Regions from separate parts of the Homo sapiens genome. Here region 1 is linked to region 2. The links are chromatin contacts, found by Hi-C or POLR2A ChIA-PET in ENCODE. All regions are on one chromosome and are shown on one strand. Each heading gives the region's core, a stretch centred on a gene start or an enhancer-like site at or near the end of the contact. The rest is flanking DNA. Distances are from core to core; before and after follow the strand shown. Region 1 holds the start of MTCH2 (mitochondrial carrier 2). Region 2 holds the start of ATG13 (autophagy related 13).

Evidence for each region. Hi-C counts contacts between places; a loop is a spot of excess contacts on that map. ChIA-PET counts read pairs that join two places held with the same protein, here RNA polymerase II (POLR2A). Pooled maps may share reads with other maps.
Region 1: a loop to region 2 is called in a pooled map, with 11 times the contacts of the local background. The contact joins the promoter of MTCH2 here to the promoter of ATG13 in region 2. A Hi-C loop is called at or near these places in 2 of 37 single-sample maps with no recorded cell type and 7 of 50 pooled maps. POLR2A ChIA-PET finds 5 or more read pairs at or near these places in 1 of 52 experiments (activated naive CD4-positive, alpha-beta T cell).

The regions. Positions count from the first base shown.
Region 1 is chr11:47,641,206-47,646,420 of GRCh38, forward strand. MTCH2 (mitochondrial carrier 2) reads right to left here and starts at 1,354. Exons shown (of 13, transcript NM_014342.4): 1 at 1,174-1,354. The coding sequence starts at 1,260. RefSeq lists a silencer at 1,275-1,544.
Region 2 is chr11:46,614,258-46,619,082 of GRCh38, forward strand. ATG13 (autophagy related 13) reads left to right here and starts at 3,296. Exons shown (of 19, transcript NM_001346311.2): 1 at 3,296-3,633. It overlaps HARBI1 (harbinger transposase derived 1), which reads right to left and starts at 2,970. Exons shown (of 3, transcript NM_173811.4): 1 at 2,867-2,970; 2 at 1,311-2,124. The coding sequence starts at 1,980. RefSeq lists an enhancer at 3,103-3,282 and a silencer at 3,262-3,556.

The DNA.
Region 1 (5,215 bases), core at 104-2,603, 1.0 Mb after region 2:
TATACTGCAACATGCTGTCACCTCCGATGCTATCTAGCCCCAAATGTGCCAATTCTGTTTTGGATGTTACAGTACATTCTAATCAGTCTTTGTTCTAAGTACAAAGAATTTATTTGCAATAGCCTTTAACATATGGAATCTGAATTCACACAGGTCTACTCAGCAAGAAATAATTTGGATTCCCAACAACTCAAGAATAAGAAATGGGGCCCTCTCTAGTGTCTTGCCTATTTTTTACAGAAAAGTAGACGGCGAGACAGGGGTTCTAAAAACTGTTCCATTCCTAGGCACAGTGCATGAGGTAATTATGTCAACTCTCAGTAAAAGCATAAAAAAAAGAATGACCTGCCCATTACAGGGATATAGCAAAGGAACTGGAAACACTAAGTCTATCACTTACTTGGCCTACCTGCATGTGAATATAAAATACCATGTAATAATTATTTGACAGTAGATTAGAAACTAACTCCCATGTTTAAACTCGCTAAAACTCAGCTTCACTAATTTCCAGCTCTGACAAATGTGATTTTCATTGTCAGGAGCCACATGGGCCGCTGCTGGAAAGCGCTCAATGCATCCTTCCGAAATCTGACAGAGCAACCCCTTCATTAACACTTCTGAATGAGCTCCTTGTGTTTCTCTCAGTATCTGGTGCGAAAACCTCGGAACAGAAAAGCAGTAGTAACAGTAGCATAAAAAGAAAAAAAAAAGGAATAAAAAATAAAATGTTGGTTCCCACCTAACTTCACATTTGTCTTCAACTGAGTATTTCGTGTTTTGCGTCTGAGATTTTGGGGGGAGTAGTGGTGAATGTGAATTTCGGAGGGGCGAGAGGGAGGGTTCGGAAGCCTTTGGTGGCGACCGGCCAGGATCCACCTCAGTGACGAAGAACCAAAGTTCAGAGGATCCGCCGGGCAGGGCAGGGCCGGGTGGCGGTTGGCTAAGGGAGGAGAGGGCCTCAACGCTGGGCGGCGAGGCGAGGGCTCGGCGAGGCCCCCAAGCGGGGCCGCGGGACTGAGGAAGCTGTCCCTGCGGGGAGGTAAAGGGCAGCGGAGGAGCAGCAGCATCTCGGGAGAATGAAAGGCCCGCAAGGCTGAGCCGATCCTCAGGCGCCCTGAGCAGCAGCGACCGAACGGGGCGCCGGGCGGGGTAGGGAGCGGCGACGCCTCATACCTGGATGAGCACTTTCACGTACATGAGCGGCTGGGACAGGATGGTGAGACCGGAGCCCAGGAGCACCTGACTGGCCGCGTCCGCCATGATGGCACCCGCGGGCGGACGGACAGACAGACGGAGCCACCAAGCGACCCGGTGAGCCGGTCCTAGGTCACGTGCCAGGGCCGCCGGTTTCACTGGCCCGCCCGCGGCGCGCGCGCACGCACGCAGCAGCACGCGCCTCTCCGCCCAGTCCCCGCCCCCCCGTCCCGCCCCGAGAAACGGCAGGCGCTCGCGAGGGGGCGCTGAGGTCGGGGCGGGGCTTAAGGGACAGAGGCGCATGCGTTCTGCCGGGGGCTCGCCCTTCACCAGGAATGACGGTTTCTCTTGCACATGCGCTTCCAGGCCGCAAGTGTCCGGAAACAGAAGAATGGGAGTGTCAGTGGGGGAGTGTGACCGTGACGGCAGAGGCAAGGTCAGAGGACTGAAAAGAAATTGAAAAGGATTCTTCATTATGCTTCATCTCTGCACTTGCCTTTTGGGCATCATCAACATAGGATTCAAAAGATACTCAGCATCAGAGCCGTAACAGTCTCGTGACTGACAAACTCTAAATAAGTATAGCAAATAATGAATCCGCTAGCGAGTGGCTTTTCATTCATTTATTCGTTTGATTAATGTTATCTTTTCAAAAAAACCTTCTCTGACCATTCTAAAATTACCTCCCCCTTTTCTTTTTCTTTCTTTTTTTTTTTTTTTTTGAGACGGAGTCTCGCTCTGTCACCCAGGCTGGAGTGCAGTGGCCCGATCTCAGCTCACTGCAACCTTCGCCTCCCAGGTTCAAGCAATGCTCCTGCCTCAGCCTCCCTAGTAGCTGGGATTACACGCACACGCCACCACGCCCGGCTAATTTTTGTCTATTTAGTAGAGACGGGGTTTCACGATGTTGGCCGGGCTGGTCTCAAACTCCTGACCTCGTGATTCACCCGCCTTGGCCTCCCAAAGTGCTGGGATTACAGGAGTGAGGAGCCATCGCGCCTGGCCACCTCCCTCTTATTTTCTCCCACATTGTGCCCCGTCGTAGCATTATCACTGAAATTATGTCTCCTCCACTGGAATGAAAGCTCCATGAGTTCAGGAACCGTGACAGCCTCTGTTCACGGTTGTGTTTTCAGTGCCCAGCACATACGAGGTGCTCAATAAATATTTATTGCACAAGTGAACAAATACTTCAGTGCCTACCAGTCTACAGGCTATCAGAGGCAAAAGTGAAAAAGGCATTGTCCCTGCTCCTTCAGCCCCAGCTCACGTGTTCTATCAAACAACATTTGGTGAATCTGAGCTTGGAGCAGAGTGAAGTACTGTAGGGGAAAGACTTGGATTTGGATCCTGGCTTTTCCACTGCATCCATTTGTCATTTTAGCTACTTTAATTTCCAGTTTTTGTATCTAAATCTAACACTACTGTGTATCTCTCAGGGTTATTATGAGCATTAAGTGAAATTATGCATAGGAAAGGGTTTTTTTTAAAAAACTTTATATTGAAATACAGATATTGGCTGGGCACGGTGGCTCACACCTGTAATCCCAACACTTTAGAAGGCTGAGGTGGGTGGATCACCTGAGGTCGGGAGTTCAAGACCAGCCTGACCGACATGGTGAAACCCCATCTGTACTAAAAGTACAAAAATTAGTTGGGTGTGATGGCGGGTGCCTGTAATCCCAGCTACTCGGGAGGCTGAGGCAGGAGAATCGCTTGAACTCGGGAGTTGGAGGTTGCAGTGAGCCAAGATTGCGCCATTGCACTCCAGCCTGGGTGACAGGGCGAGACTCAGTCTCAAAAGAATAAATAAATAAAAAATAAAGTTGTAAGAAACAAGTTGCTTCTAACTGAATCTAGAAACATAAAGCTGAGCCAGAGAGACTATTTAGCAGGGGATTCTTTTCTTTTTTTTTTTGAGACAGGGTCTCTCTTTGTCACCCAGGCTGGAGTGCAGTGGTGCAATCTCGGCTCACTGCAACCTCCACCTCCTGGGCTCAAGCGATCCTCCTACCTTAGTCTCCCAATTAGCTGGGACCACAGGTGTGCACCACCATGCCCAGCTATTTTTTTTGTATTTTTAGTAGAGATGGGGTCTCGCCATGTTGCCCCAGGCTGGTCTCAAACTCTTGAACTCAAGTGATCCACCTGCCTCCCAAAGTGCTGGGATTACAGGTGTGAGTCACCACACCTGGTTGGATTATTTATTCTTGGATTTGTGCATTGATGGTGCCAAATAATATTGCCTTGTCCCACTGATGCTAGTGAGCATGGGGAGGCACAGAGCCTCTTGCCAGGGGTGGGTGGTTGGGGGATTCAGTCTGCTCCACAATATTTTCCAATGGTGTGAGGCAGAAGCTGCTGATGAGGTTTTGGGAAGAATCTGCAGAGAATAGGTAACCGAAGTCAGCAGTATAGATAAGGGAAGAGGTGCTATGTACAGCTGCCTAGGCTGTGCACTGCATAACTCAGAGTGGGGCCAGTCACAAAGACTATGATCTGAATGGCATTCCCTGATACAGTTCAGTATGATGACCCTAAGATGGGTTATATTTGCTGACCCATATTGCAGTGGTGAGAGGAATAACGGAAGTCAAAAGGGGCAGAATTAACTGGGAAGGAAACAGAACTAGAACAGCATGTCACTGAAGTCAACAGAAAAGTTTGGAAAAAGAAAGGATAGTCAATATGTCAAAAGCTTCCAAGAGGTCAATAATGAAGCCCAGAAGCCGGGCGCGGTGGCTCACGCCTGTAATCCCAGCACTTTGGGAGGCTGAGGTGGGCGGATCACCTGAGGTCAGGAGTTCAAGACCAGCCTGACCAACATGGAGATAACCCATCTCTACTAAAAAACAAAATTAGCCGGGCGTGGTGACACATGCCTATAATCCCAGGTACTCGGGAGGCTGAGGCAGGAGAATCGCTTGAACCCGGGAGGCGGAGGTTGCAGTGAGCCGAGATCATGCCATTGCACTCCAGCCTGGGCAACAAGAGTGAAACTCCATCTCAGAAAAAAATGAAGCCCAGGGAAGGCTGAATGGATTTACCAGTTAAAAGCCTCTTGGGAGCAGGGCACATGCCTGTAATCCCAGCACTTGGGTGGATTGCTTTGAGCTCGGGAGTTTGAGACCAGCCTGGGCAACATAGTGAAACCCCGTCTCTGCAAAAAAGAAAAAAAAATTAATTGAGCATGGTGGCTTGCACCTGTAGTCTCAGCTTCTTAGGAGGCTGAGGTGGGAGGATTGCTCGAGCCTGGGAAGCAGAGGTTACAGTGAACCGAGATTGTACCACTGCACTCCAGCCTGGGGGACAGAGTAAGAGCCTGTCTTGAAGAAAAAAAAAAAAGTCTCCTGGACTGGGAGGCGGTCTGACTTGGGAGAGAGATCACGTAATTGTCCAGTGGGTTCTTCCTGCCTGCTGCACAGACAAAATCAGTTCACTGAGACTGTGGCATTACAGTAAAGAAAGAGTTTAATTAACACAGTGTGGGCCATGTGGAAGAACTTAAGTTATCGCTCAAATCACTCTCCCCGACGGCTCAGAGGTGAGGGTTTTTCAAGGATGCTTTGGTGGCAGGGGGCTCAAATGGGGAATGTTGATTGGTTGGGGATGAAATCATAGGGGTATAGAAAGCGGTCCTTGACAGCCTCTGGATGGAGGCCACAGGACCAGATGTCATGAGTGGTGGGTCTGAGTGGAGTCAGTAGCCACCAAAACATCTCAAAAAGGCAATCTTAGATTCTATGTTAGTGATGTTATCTCTGCCAGGTGTGATGGTTTACGTCTGTAATCCCAGCATTTCAGGCAGAGGTGGGAGGATAGTTTGAGACCTGCCTGGGCAACACAGCAAGACCCCATTTTCCACAAAAAGGAGAAAAATAAAAAGACCAAAAAACCTCAAGTAATTGAAAAACGTCGTAAAAGGCCAATCTTAAGTTGTACAATAGTGATGTTATCTATAGGAGTAATTGGGAAAGTTACTCCTATATCTCGTGATCGCCAGAATAATGACTAGCTATCG
Region 2 (4,825 bases), core at 2,046-4,545:
TCTCTACTAAAAATACAAAATTAGCTGGGCATAGTGGCGCATGCCTATAATCCCAGCTACTCAGGAGGCTGAGGCAGAATTGCTTGAACCTGGGAGGCGGAGGTTGCAGTGAGCCAAGATCGCACCATTGCACTCCAGCCTGGGCAAAAAGAGCAAAACTCTGTCTCAATAATAATAATAATAATAATTTTTTTTTACGTTGGTGTGGTGGCTTACAGCCATATTCCCAGAGCTTTGGGAGGCTCAGATGGGAGGATAGCTTGAGGCCAGGAGCTCAAGACTAGTCTGGTCAACATAGTGAGACTCTGCCTCTACACAAAATAAAAAAAATAAAAATAAAATAAGAAAAAAAAGTTTAATTGTTTTGGAGACAGGGTCTTGCTATCTTGCTCAGGCTGGTCTCAAGGTCCAGGCTCAAGTGATCCTCTTGCCTTAGCCTCCCAGATAGTTGGAATTACAATTACCAGTTGTACTAGTACGTGCCACTGTGCTGGCTCTAACAGTATGCTTTAAAGTTTTAATAATGTCTATTAAATGTTGATTTTTTAAAAATTAAGGCTAAGAAAATTCTCACCTGAGGTCTCATAAAAAACTGACAGGACTGAGACTCAGCTCTACAGACTGCCATATCTCATTCTACTCCACTACATAATTTTTCTTTTTCTTTTTTTTGAGATGGAGTTTTGCTCTTGTTGCCCAGGCTAGAGTGCACTGGCGCGATCTTGGCTAACCGCAACCTCCGCCTCCCGGGTTCAAGCGATTCTCCTGCCTCAGCCTCCCGAGTAGCTGGGATTGCAGGCATGCGCTACTACGCCCGGCTAATTTTGTATTTTTAGTATAGACGGGGTTTCTCCATGTTGGTCAGGCTGGTCTTAAACTCCCAACCTCAGGTGATCTGCCTGCCTCGGCCTCCCAAAGTGCTAGGATAACAGGCATGAGCTACACGTGCGGTCCCTTTTCTTTCTTTCTTTTTTTTTTTTTGAGATGGAGTTTTTGCTCTGTTGCCCAGGTGGGGGTGCAATGGCGCCATCTCGGCTCACTGCAACCTCTGCCTTCTGGGTTCAAGCGATTGTCCTGCCTCAGCCTCCCGAGTAGCTGGAACTACAGGCGCCTGCCACCATGCCCAATTTTTGTATTTTTAGTAGAGACAAGATTTCACCATGTTGGCCAGGCTGGTCTCCAGCTCTTGACCTCAGGTGATCTACCGCCTCAGCCTCCCAAAGTGCTGGGGTTGTGTGAGCCACCGCCCCCAGCCTACATAACTTTTCTATGCCTCCAAACAAAATGAAAATTCACACTTGCAAACTTACCCAGAAGCCAGCTATCTTTGTGCATACCCGCTTCAAACTGACTACTGAGGGAAGACTGCTGCAGCACAGCACAGTCCTGTAGGCTGCCGGGCCAGTTTGTCTCCACGGTCATTAGTGTCCCTCTAATGTCACACACCATCAGGCAGTTTAAAGAATGCAGGCCTTTTCGGTTCACATAGGAGAGGTCTTCAGCATTTGGTGCCTTGATGGCCACATGGATACAGTCAACCACCCCCATCACCCCTGGCATCCCTGCCAACCCATAGAATTCATCCTTCAGAGCCTGAATGGAGGCTTCATCAGCTGGAAAGCGAATGAACTGTGAGGCCCTTTCCACAAGTGCTTCAGTGACATTGGCAACACAACGACTCATAGACGCCTGACTGATTCCAATGGCATCTCCCATCCGAGTCTGGAAGGAACCTGAGGTATAAAAACCCAATGCTGCAAGGACCTGTGTCTCTGGGCTAATAGCCCTGGATCGCTGAGTAGGCCTAGAAAGATTCGCCCCCAAGAGCTCCACCAAGTAATAAATGAACTGCCGTGGAAACCCATACATGGACATCAAGTATTCATCAGTCACATCATCCAGCTTAAAACGGTCCAATGTCCGGTGACCACGGCCATATAGCAAGAGGTCACAGTCAAGCACTGTTATTGGTATAGCCATGGTAAATGTGAATGTTGGCTCTCCTCTTTGCTTTTTCTGAACTGTTCCCAATGAAGATGTTGGTGCAAGAACGTATTTTTAAGAAAGTATCAGAATCCAACAGCTAACCACAGTTAAATGGCTCTGCCATTTATAATCTTCTCTCTGTAAATGTTAAAAGAAAAAACATTAGGAACCTACCAAAGACTTTAAAGTGACTCAAAGGCTGGAGCAGCTCCTTTTCTACAAATTTCCATTTTGTTGAGGCAAAACGTACTGTACTTACAACTCCGGATTTTTCTCCACTAACTCATGGCTGCACGACAGGCTTGCTCTGATTCAAGGATAATGGGAATTCAATCTTTGTGGCTCATTTAATGCTTGGCATTTCAATTGAGAACACCAAAAGAATAATGGAGGTGATGACATAATTATTCACAAGGTAAAAGAGGTCGGCTTCTAACTATATAGGCCAAGAAGCAGCTGACATATGTCATAACCACCTTGGGTAAGAATTGGTCACGGGTTTCATTATCCAAAGACTTCTGGTTTCACCTGACAAATACAGGACAGATGCTGGGGTGTTCAAACCAGTCTAACAAGAAAAGAAGGGGCAAAAAAAAAAAAAAAAAAAAAAAAAAAAAAACAACCAAAGTCCACAACCCAGCCTTATGGACGTACACTGTGTGCTGTAACAAAAGGCTTTTCCCTCACTCCAAGAACTCCAAATCGTGAACCTGAGGGCCAGGAAGTACGGAAGACCAGACACATTGGAAGTCGGGAGCGAAAAAGAGGCTGGCCGAACCAGGTTTGGGAAGCGACTCTGCCACTTTTAAAGGGCACCCTAAAAACGGATGTCAAAGTCTGATTGCGCCGGCCACTCAGTTAGCCCAGGCCCGTCACCCACCTCTCCGCGGCTGCCAGGTTACCAGCCACACTTCCCACCCACCCAGCCGGGTTGGGCCCTCCTCCGGAACCGGCGACTGCACAGAGGCCGCCACGGCGCGCAACAGCGGCACCGCCCCTTCCGCGTCAGCGCCCGCCCCGCGCCGCGCCCTCACTGCCGCTGCCGCGGCTACCTGCGGTTCATCTCCGCACATTCCACACGCGGCCCAAACGGTCTCTCTCTCTCTCTCTCAAACACCGCCTTTCCGTCTTTGTTTTATCTTGAGTAGCTTAGAAAGATTGGAGAAGAAAGCTTACGTGGAATGAAAATCAACTTTTATGGATATTTTGAGGACTAAAAGAATAAATAGGGCGTCCGTACTGTAGCGAAAGTGCGACTAAGGTTAGGCATCTGGATTTCCCCCGTAGCCCTCTTTCACCCCCCCCCCCCGGCCATTACCGAAGCGGATGAAAACAAACACTAACGATGGCGGCGCCGGGAAGCGACCGGCTGCTGGGCTTAAGGCGGGAGTGACCGCTTAACCAGTGAGGGAAGCACTGAAGAGCGCCAGTCGACGTGGGTGCGACAACTCGCGGAGTCTTAGGAGCAAAACGTCTGGGGCCTGCGAGCCAGGACCCTTCTGAAGCCTTAGGTGTCTATCGGCGACGTGTACGGTCACTGCAGCTCCGGAGCGCGGAACCCTCAGCCAGGAGGCGCGGCTGGTCGGTCCCAGGTCCCGGCCTCCGTAATGAGAGCCCGGAACCACTCTTTGTGCCGCAGCTTCGCAGGTACTAACTTTTGCGGGGGATACCCCAAGATCTCTCAGCGCCCCCGGGTGGGAGGCTGTGGATCTGCGGCCCCTTGGCTGCTGCTTCGTGGAAGTAGAAGGGATTAGCCACGGTTCAATCCCCTGGGCCCCTGAGTTTTCTGTGGGAAGTTGAGTTGGTCTAGGCCCCGTTGGCCCCTGCTTGTTTGGCAGAGAATCCCCTCCACCCCAGAGCTTTCCTCTCCACTTTTTCAGCTCCTTGGGTTAGGTCGTCAGGCGTTTTGGAGGTAATTTGGGGGGCCATAACTCCGGGGTTGGGTGCCAATATGAGTGAGGTAGGTTTTCATTCAATCAAGATTTGCTGAGTGCCAAATATGTACTCCGCGTGTAGGTGAGGGTGACTGTTGACTAGTGAAAAAAGGGACCCATGGTTCACGACTGTCTTCTTACTGGCAGTGGAACGACCTGTGGAAACCTGTGATCCATTCTCATTAAATAAATCTCTGGGTAAGTGGCTAAGCACCTTCTTGAGCTCATCACTAATTCTTCCCAGTTTTCACTTTTCCAGTGAGTTCCCAGTTAGCCTGGTCAATTCAGCGTAGCATTTCACTTTTGGTATTTCTTCGTTCTCTGGCCACCCCGCAGCCAAAAAGAAAAAAGAGATTTTAAAAAATTACCTATTTTCTCATTACACTTAGTTTAAAACTCATCTCCTAAGGTGATAGAATTTATTGGACACCTTTAGTGGGAGATGTATTATAATAAGAAACAACAAGCTCTTCCTTTACACTAAATTAGCTTCCAGATTTTGTGTGTTGTTTTATGACTGTTAGTCCTTTTCATGTGTGCATGTAGTGGCTCCAGCTCAATTATGAGGTTTTTTTTTTGTTGTTTTCAACTCTCCATTTATCAGCTCAGGAGAAGTCTTTTAGTTTTTTAGATTTTAAAATTTTTATTATTATTATTAGAGATAAGGTATTGCTGTGTTACCCAAGCTGGAGTACAGTGGCGCCTTCATAGCTAACTTTAATCTCAAACTCCTGGGCTCAGGGAATCCTCCCACCTCAGCCTTCTAAAGTGTTGGAGTTACATGCATAAGCCACAGAGTCCGGCCCAGGAGCTTAATCTCGAAGGAAGTTTACTTGAACTTTAGGTGTGGAATATTCGAAAGTAACTTCCAACATGGGGTGTGGAGCTAAGTAAGATGAATTTAC